3 separate regions of the Homo sapiens genome follow, and all the other regions are linked to region 1. The links are chromatin contacts, found by Hi-C or POLR2A ChIA-PET in ENCODE. All regions are on one chromosome and are shown on one strand. The core of a region is the stretch at or near the end of the contact, and the rest is flanking DNA. Distances in the headings are between cores, read along the strand shown. Region 1 overlaps ZNF532 (zinc finger protein 532). Region 2 overlaps ZNF532 (zinc finger protein 532). Region 3 overlaps ZNF532 (zinc finger protein 532).

Evidence for each region. Hi-C counts contacts between places; a loop is a spot of excess contacts on that map. ChIA-PET counts read pairs that join two places held with the same protein, here RNA polymerase II (POLR2A). Pooled maps may share reads with other maps.
Region 2: a loop to region 1 is called in a map of B cell, with 2.3 times the contacts of the local background. The contact joins two enhancer-like sites. A Hi-C loop is called at or near these places in 4 of 168 maps with a recorded cell type or tissue (B cell, endothelial cell of umbilical vein, psoas muscle and 1 more) and 1 of 50 pooled maps. POLR2A ChIA-PET finds 5 or more read pairs at or near these places in 7 of 52 experiments (A673, B cell, BJ and 3 more).
Region 3: a loop to region 1 is called in a map of prostate gland, with 2.3 times the contacts of the local background. The contact joins two enhancer-like sites. A Hi-C loop is called at or near these places in 4 of 168 maps with a recorded cell type or tissue (ascending aorta, prostate gland, psoas muscle and 1 more) and 2 of 50 pooled maps. POLR2A ChIA-PET finds 5 or more read pairs at or near these places in 6 of 52 experiments (BJ, H1, HEK293 and 2 more).

The regions. Positions count from the first base shown.
Region 1 is chr18:58,910,592-58,913,291 of GRCh38, reverse strand. All of the region lies in intron 2 of ZNF532 (zinc finger protein 532), which reads right to left. Among named protein-coding and RNA genes, the nearest start is that of ZNF532, 47 kb to the right of the region's middle. Within about 2 kb of position 1,328, at least 9 of the 41 ENCODE cell types and tissues checked have a DNase peak (open chromatin) inside an H3K27ac peak, as active enhancers do.
Region 2 is chr18:58,944,927-58,947,626 of GRCh38, reverse strand. The region is part of intron 5 of ZNF532 (zinc finger protein 532); the gene reads right to left. Among named protein-coding and RNA genes, the nearest start is that of ZNF532, 81 kb to the right of the region's middle. Within about 2 kb of position 1,311, at least 3 of the 41 ENCODE cell types and tissues checked have a DNase peak (open chromatin) inside an H3K27ac peak, as active enhancers do.
Region 3 is chr18:58,962,947-58,965,646 of GRCh38, reverse strand. All of the region lies in intron 7 of ZNF532 (zinc finger protein 532), which reads right to left. Among named protein-coding and RNA genes, the nearest start is that of ZNF532, 99 kb to the right of the region's middle. Within about 2 kb of position 1,271, at least 4 of the 41 ENCODE cell types and tissues checked have a DNase peak (open chromatin) inside an H3K27ac peak, as active enhancers do.

The sequences.
Region 1 (2,700 bases), core at 79-2,578:
AACACAGGGATTGACTTCTCTTGGCTGCCTACATTCAAATTCTTGCTCTTCCCATTATCATTATGCAAACCTTAGCTCTGCCTCCATCACCAATCTCTTACATCTTTAGAATTTCCAAGGCTCTGCACATTGTATCTCTTCCACCAAAGAAAAGAAAAAAAACCTTCTCTCTTCTCTTCCAACTGATCTTCTGCCGCTTTTATCCCACTTCAATCTCGACTGCATATCAGGGAAACCTATTTTCTCACTGCATTTCCATTCCAAACACCAAATCGGTTCAGCTACGCAGGTCGACCTCATGCTTCTTCACTCTTCCTAAACCAGCTGGGGACATGGGTCAGTTTGGGGGCCAAGTTTTTTTAAAAAATTTGATCAGCCGCGCCTCTGGAGCAGCTGCCATGGTTCACTGCCTCTCTCTAGGAAGTGCAGGCAGGGGTGGGAGAGACTGGGCCCCAAAAATGGCAGATTCTCAGATTTCAAAAAAATAGCATACACGCAGACACACACATGAAAAAATGTGGAAAAGAAAAATAAGCAGTTATGAAAAAAGCTATGGAATCTCTTAATTACTTGCCATCTGAAGGTCCCATGCCAGTGACAAATGCCACAGAAAAGTTTCATTTTACCTTTAGCCTTCACACTAATCAGACCCTGATTAAGTCGAGACAGCCAGCCCAGAGCACCTTGCAGGTCTAAAGGTTCCTCCCCGGCCACAGGGAAGAAAGCTGACACAATGGGACACCAACAAGTCGCCTGGACCCTCTGACCTGTCAGCACTGCTGGGCACCCTGATCACACTCTGCCCCCTCTCAGCACAAGAGCTTCATTTTCTAAGCAGCCTACACCAGGGTAACACATAGCGTACAAATACAGTTTATACGCACAGTCAAAGAACAAATGTATGTTTTGTTAATTCTGTATGAGTTAACAAGAAATTAGCAAATATAGTTGCTACTATCCAAAATAGTTATTTACTGGTTTCCTTAAACCTGATGATACCAATCATGGATATACAAATACTTTGCTCAAGGTAGTATGTTTTCTTCTTCAGCTAACACTTGATATTCCTGATCTGAAATATAACAGATTTCCTGATCTGAAATTCAAACTGCTTCTGGAAATATCAACACAGGAGTCACATACTAATGCCACGAACCAGGTCACGACCTTGGGAAATAGAGGAGTGAAGCCAGCCCCAGCCCTTTGCTGCAGTTATTCCACACTCCTCCCTCAAGGTTATAAAAGTAGGCTCCCCGCCCCCATCCATTCCCCACCTCGCACATCAGGAGCAACTAAGGGAAAGTCCCTGTCCCTACAAACCTCAGCCTTCTCTGAAAGCTCAACCTCCCCCACTCGGCCTACTTCTCACATCACAGCTCTCTAAGAAAGCTCACTCCCCAACTCCAAACTCTTCTGGGTCAAAACGAAAGCTCAGCTACAGTGAGAGCTCCTTTGCTTTTTCCAGGAGAGAAGCTCCAGGGAAATTGAGGGCGTGCCTGTAGCCCTCCACAGCAGGTCCTCAGCGTCATTTAGCACTGCAATTTTGTTTTTCCTTATTAACTCCCATCCTGCCAAGAGACAAGGGCTGCTTCTTTTCTTTCCTTTGACACAGGACCTGGCTCTGCTGTCCAGGCTGGAGTGCAGTGCCATGATCATAGCTCACTGCAGCCTCGAACTTCTGGGCTCAAGTGATCCTTACAAGCACCGCCACACTCAGCTAATTCTTATTTGCTGTAGAAATGGGGTCTTGCTCTCACCCAGACTGGTCTCAAACTGGCCTCGAGTGATCCTCCAGCCTCCCCTCCCAAGTGCTGGGATTAAAGGCTTGAGCAACCCTGCCTGGCCTAAGGCTGTGGCCTGCAGATGTTACTAATCTCTCCCTCTTCTAAACTCCATCCCCCCTTTTCTTTCTGAGGTTAACTTAAAAAATCATAGTCACCAGTCAAGAGGTCTCCCACAGCTTCATTCCTTCAAATCTTGCCTGTACCTTCATGCTGGCTTTGCCAAGCCGATCCTCCACAGTGAGCTTGGTCTGTCCCTTCTATTTTGGGTAATTCCTATCCCATTTGCCTAGTGGCATAGAGAGATCTCCTCCAGCCTTACCCTGGAACCCTTGGTGCTCTGTCCTCTTGCCACGCAGCCTTCATGGCTCAAGTTCTCCAGTACTGGGACATATCCTGCTCCTCCCAGTATCTCCCCAGCACTCTGACAATCCACTCTCTCAAAACCACCATTGAAATCCAGGCAGGGCTGGGCGTGGTAGCTCATGACTGTGATTCCAACACTTTGGGAGGCCAAGGCAGGATGATTGGTTGAGCCCAGTAAGTCGAGGCTACAGTGAGCTACAATCACGCCACTGCAATCTAGCTTAGGCAACAGAGTAAGACCCTGTCTCTTAAAAAAAAAAAACAAACCAGGCTGAAGGAGAGAATTTTAGGGCTCATGGAATAGTTCTGTATCACAAATGTGGTAGTGGAGACATGTTTCTGTGCATCTGTCAAACCCTTGAGAATTTCAGGCCAGGTGCGGCGGCTCATGCTCGTAATCCCAGCACTTTGGGAGGCTGAGGCGGGTGGATCACTTGAGACCAGGAGTTTGAGACCAGCCTGGCCAACATGATGAAACCCCCTCTCTCTCTCTCTACTACAAATACAAAAATTAGCTGGGCTTGGTGGTGCATGCCTGTAATCCCAGCTACTC
Region 2 (2,700 bases), core at 62-2,561, 34 kb before region 1:
GTTTTCATTTAGAGTCAGTAGCAATTTTACATTTGAATGTCAATATTTCTATACCTGTTCTTAACACAGGAAGCCCTACACCAGTAAACAAATATACAGTAAAATCAAGAAACAGAAAATAAAATCGATACCACTGTTATTTCAACAATGCTTGAATGTTTCTTACGCTTTAAATGACTTAAAATATTCACTTGTCTCCTACAAACTATTTCCATGACTAATATGTTACTAACAAGCAGCCTCCTCAAATGAATTCAGCAGACCTGAACCTTCTGAACATAATCCCTCCTGCCCATCCACACTCTCTACTGAAACGAGGGCACGAGATGTCTTGAGAGGGTAAAGGGCTGCGTCTACCCTGCTGCCGGCCTCTGCCTCCAATGGATGTGTGTTCGGTCATTTGAGAACAGCTCTGATGGCAGCAGGTCACCATTTTTTAGTCACTGCTCTGGGTCACCCTGGCACATAGGAGAGGGCCTATGGGCATCTGTATTTCCTCTGGAGAACTGTGAGAATGGGCACAAAGAATTCTAAGGAGCCGCTTAGGAAAAGGTCAGAGAAAAGCTGACTGGATGTGAGGGTCAGAAATGAAAAGAGAGAAGTTGAGGTTTTACCTGGCATTCCTACGGCAAAGTTGAAGAACGGAATGCCTCCTAAAACCACCTGCCTTCCCTCTCTCAGGGCCCTGAGAGAGGACTTCCCATGTAGCTTCAAACCTCACTGTGCAATTCTCTGTCCAAAGTTACAGATGTAACTTTTTTCTCTTTTTCCCCGTAAGATTTATAAGTTTAACTGGATTGGCCTGTTTTTACAAGGTCTTGAGATGTTAGTTACTTTACTGCAGAGCACAAGTACCCTTGGGGGAGGGGGTGTTGAGAAGCAGACAAGGTTTTCGGGGCCGTACAATGCAGCACAATGTTGTATACTAATCATTTGTCATCATTAACCGTAGCAGGTGTGACAAAGATGTTCACTTCCTCCCTGTTTGAAACTGCTTAGTGTTGTGAACGGCCCAAATGTCCAAGAGTATAAATAAGTGGTTAAATAGAAAACTAGGCCAGCATGGTGGCTCATGCCTGTAATCCCAGCACTTTGGGAAGCTGAGGCAGGTGGATTGCCTGAGCTCAGGGGTTTGAGACTAGCTTGGGCAACAGGGCGAAACCCTATCTCTACTAAAAATACAAAAAATTAGCTGGGTGTGGGAGCTACAGGTGGCTGAGGCACAAGAATCGCTTGGGCCCAGGAGGCAGAGGTTGCAGTGAGCTGAGATCACGCCACTGTACGCCAGCCTGGGCAACAGAGCAAGACTGTGTCTCAAAAAAAAAAAAAAAAAAACTATATGAAGATTTTTTAAAATGATGTCACAGACCTATACCAATGGCATGGAAAGATTTTCATGCAAATTAAAACAGAAGATAACAAGATAGAATGTATGGTATGATCACATTTTTTAAAGGGCATAGAAAAGAAAGAGAAGGCATAGGATTGTCAGCATCTCTGCTGGATGATAGTATATGTATTTTTATTGCTTTGTTTGTCTCTACTTCCTGTTTTTTCTGTAATTGGCATAGGACAATTGTTTTAAAAAGGATAGACTTGGCCGGGCGCAGTGGCTCACATCTGTAATCCCAGAATTTTGGGAGGCCGAGGCAGGCGGATCACAAGGTCAGGAGATTGAGACCAACCTGGCCAACATGGTCAAACCCCGTCTCTACTAAAATACAAAAAAGAATTAGCAGGGCATGGTGGCGTGCACCTGTAGTCCCAGCTACTTGGCAGGCTGAGGCAGGGGAATCGCTTGAACCCAGGAGGCAGAGGTTACAGTGAGCTGAGACCACGCTGCTGCACTCTAGCCTGGTGACAGAGGGAGACTCCGTCTCAAAAAAAAAAAAAAATAAATAAATAAATAAGGATAGCCTCAAGAAAAGAACTGAGATTTACTAGCTAGGCTAAGAAATTGCTGAGAACTCAATTTTCACATTTTGAGAAATCACTATTTCACAGCTATGCCACAGCTCATTTTGTTCATGCTACATTCCTTTGGGGAGGGATTCTGTTGTTTGGACGTGCTGTCTTAACAACAGGAAGTGTAAAACAGGAGACCATCTATTTACGTAGCTATCATTCTGAGGAGGCTGAGCAGGTTGTTGGTGTAATATTAGAATCCCTCCCCACAAAATACTAACAGATATAAAAGGGAAAATGGTGACTTTATAATGGAGAAACTGCCTCGCCTCGATGATGAAGGGTGGCATCACCACTACCTTGTAAGACAGGTGGATGTCGCCCTTGCCCCCAGAGTGATCCTTTGAGAAAAGCATGGCATCACGGCCCAGGCATTGCCACCAAGAGCACATGCCTGAGTCCAGCAATGACAGTGCAGTGACAGACCAAGTGAGGGTCAGCCACAGGAGAGGCCTGGGTCCCCTTTTGGACGGCCAAAGACATGAGAACAGGGGACACTGAGCAACTGCTTCAGACGGAAGGACACTGATAAGGCAGCACAAGTAAATCCAAAATGTACACCCAGATAAGATCTCGGACCAGAGAGGAGAAAGACACGCATAACAACTGGGAGGAATCTGGATGAAGTCAATGAATTGGATGGTATTGTAATCAACAATGACTTCCTGACTGGGGGGCTGCACGGAGGTTACTTACACAAGTTCCTTTTGTGGAAGAGAGCAGAACACACCAAAG
Region 3 (2,700 bases), core at 22-2,521, 52 kb before region 1:
ACTACACACACGTCCAGTTAATGATGGCATAACCAACTTTAACCAAGATTGAACACCTAAATGAAATGAAAATGACTACATCAAAAGCAGAAGTAAAAACTGGATGGAAAGACATATCTGCTAACTGTCCCACATCTATATTGAAAGATTCAAGGAGACTAAAATTAAGCAGCTTTTGAAATGTCAGCTTTCATTCTGTGCAAACTGCAGAGTCTGGGCTAGAAACCTGCCTCTGGCAGGCTGCAAAACCCTGGGGTAAGTTATTGAACCTTTCTCAGGCTTCATTTCCTCACCTAAAAGTGGGATTCGTAACTGTCTCCCCTCAGGAGCCTGCTGCAATGAGATAGTAAGTAGGGTAAGCCCTCAGACAGTGTTAGCCCCAGTATCCTTAACACCCCGCCTTCCAATTTAGCCACAAGCTACCAAAATCACCAATAGTTCAATATGTACTTTAATATGCTCTGAACCAAAAATTTTCAACATCCTTTTTACAACACATTTATAGCCTTACATTAAAAAAAGTTCTTATTAAATCAAGTGGAGGACTTCAGAAAACTACATATAGTAAACCATACTAATAAAATATCAAATAAACTAATAAAATATAAATTATAATAAAAGTTAGTATTAAAAATTATAGATTTATATAGTATAAGAAATATGTATTATATATGATCTATAGTATATAAATATATAAGAAATATATGAAGTAAAAATATTTAGAATATAATAAAATTATAGGCCAGGTGTGATGGCGCACATCTGTAATCCTGGCACTTTGGGAGGCCAAGGCTGGAGGATCACTTGAGGCCAGGAGTTTGAGACAAGCCTGGGCAACAAAGACAACTCCCTCTACCCCGAACTCCCTACAAAAAAATGAAAATCAATAAAAATTAGCCAGGCATGGTGGTGTTCACCTGTAGTCCCTGCTACTCAGGAGGCTGAGGCTGGCAGATTGCTCGTGACCAAGAGTGTGAGGTAGCACTGAGCTATGATCACGCCACTGCACTCCAGCCTGAGCGACAGAGCGAGACTCTGTCTAAAAAAAAAAAGAAAAACTGTGTATACACACACACACACACACACACACACACACACACACACACACACAAACAAAATATCAATTCCAGTGGCCAAAACTAATGAAAAATAAGTTTCATAAAGCCAGCAGTGATATACATTTCTAGCATGAATATACAAACTCTTAATGTGCCTTTTAATCACATCTGACACAAATGCAGAATCAAGTGAGAAGCCATCACTCTCTAACAGTCAACCAGAGATAGAAGAGAACATGCAACTGATTTAAAGATATTTCTCCTAAAACCTTGAGATCACAAATAAGTTCTAAGCCAAAAAAGATAGGAGAAACTGGTTTTTTAAAAAATTTTTTACCTGTTGCTAGGGTAACAGGATTTTGGCAGGAAGTCAAAGTCGCCATAGCTAAAAGATGAGTTTTAAAAGGATAAAAATCTATTATATCCCTACATTTAGATTAAATAAGAGACTTTGTAGTAAGGCATGCCTAATGACAACAGGATGAACTCTAACAGTAAAAGAATGAAAATGAAACCATCTGGCAATGAACTATGCAAACTAGACAGTATTTCAGTATTTTTATCCCCTTAACTAATGGCCATCACCACAGTACAGCACGAAGACAGAAACAACATGGAGATGTAACGTTTTATTTCACAAAGTTATCTAAACAAGTTTCAGGGAGATTAAGGGGGGCAATTATGCCCTACCACACATTTCATACACATGGCTAGGTTCCAGGTTGTGTGGGTGAGCACCTTTTAAATTTTTTTTTTTTTTTTTTTTTGAGACAGGGTCTCACTCTGTTGCCCACACTGGAGTGCAGTGACACGACTGCGGCTCACTGCAGCCTCAAGCTCTGGGCTCTAGCAATCCTCCTGCCTCAGCCTCTGAAAGTGTTAGGATTACAGGCGTGAGCCACTGCACCCGGCCAAGTGGGCACTTTAAAAATTTATATACATACACACACACACACACACACACACACACACACACACACACACATTTTTTTCTTTTAAATACTGTGCAAGTGAGAGTCTCTGTAAAGCTCCTCAGTCAATCTGATTCTAAGCATGGTGGTCCCAAACTAGGAAATGCAAGCTGATTGCCTTGCCATTCTTTTCAAAAGTAACAACAGCACACCTGCCTCAGTGGCTGTGGTCATCTCTCCACACTCTGATCCTTTCATTCTCCCACTTTCCTTCACTGCCACTGCTGTCTTTCACCTACATCTCTGAGTGAACTGAAAGTGAATTTCAGAATGGGAAAGGCTACAAAATAGCAAGTATTCAAATCACCTATCACCTGCACCCTGTATGGAAAATGCAGATGAAATCTATGGACTTTTCTTAAAGGCTTTAGGAACAGAAACATTAAGACATCCTAAAATCATTTATAATCAGGCTTTAAATTATATTGAACAGACTTACTAATGCTGTAAATCCAACATCCAGAGAGTTGTGTCCCCTGCCTTCACCACCAAGAGTGAACGTTGGGTGGAGTCTTTAAACAAATACACTTGAGATCAACCTTCCCCAAAACATAAACTCAACAAAGGTGTGTTGGTGCTATAGCAGTCACACAGTGAGGGCCACAGCAATGAGCATCAGCAGCAAGGGCAGGTGTGCGGCAGATCCCAGGTGGTATGAGTGTTCCCAGCCC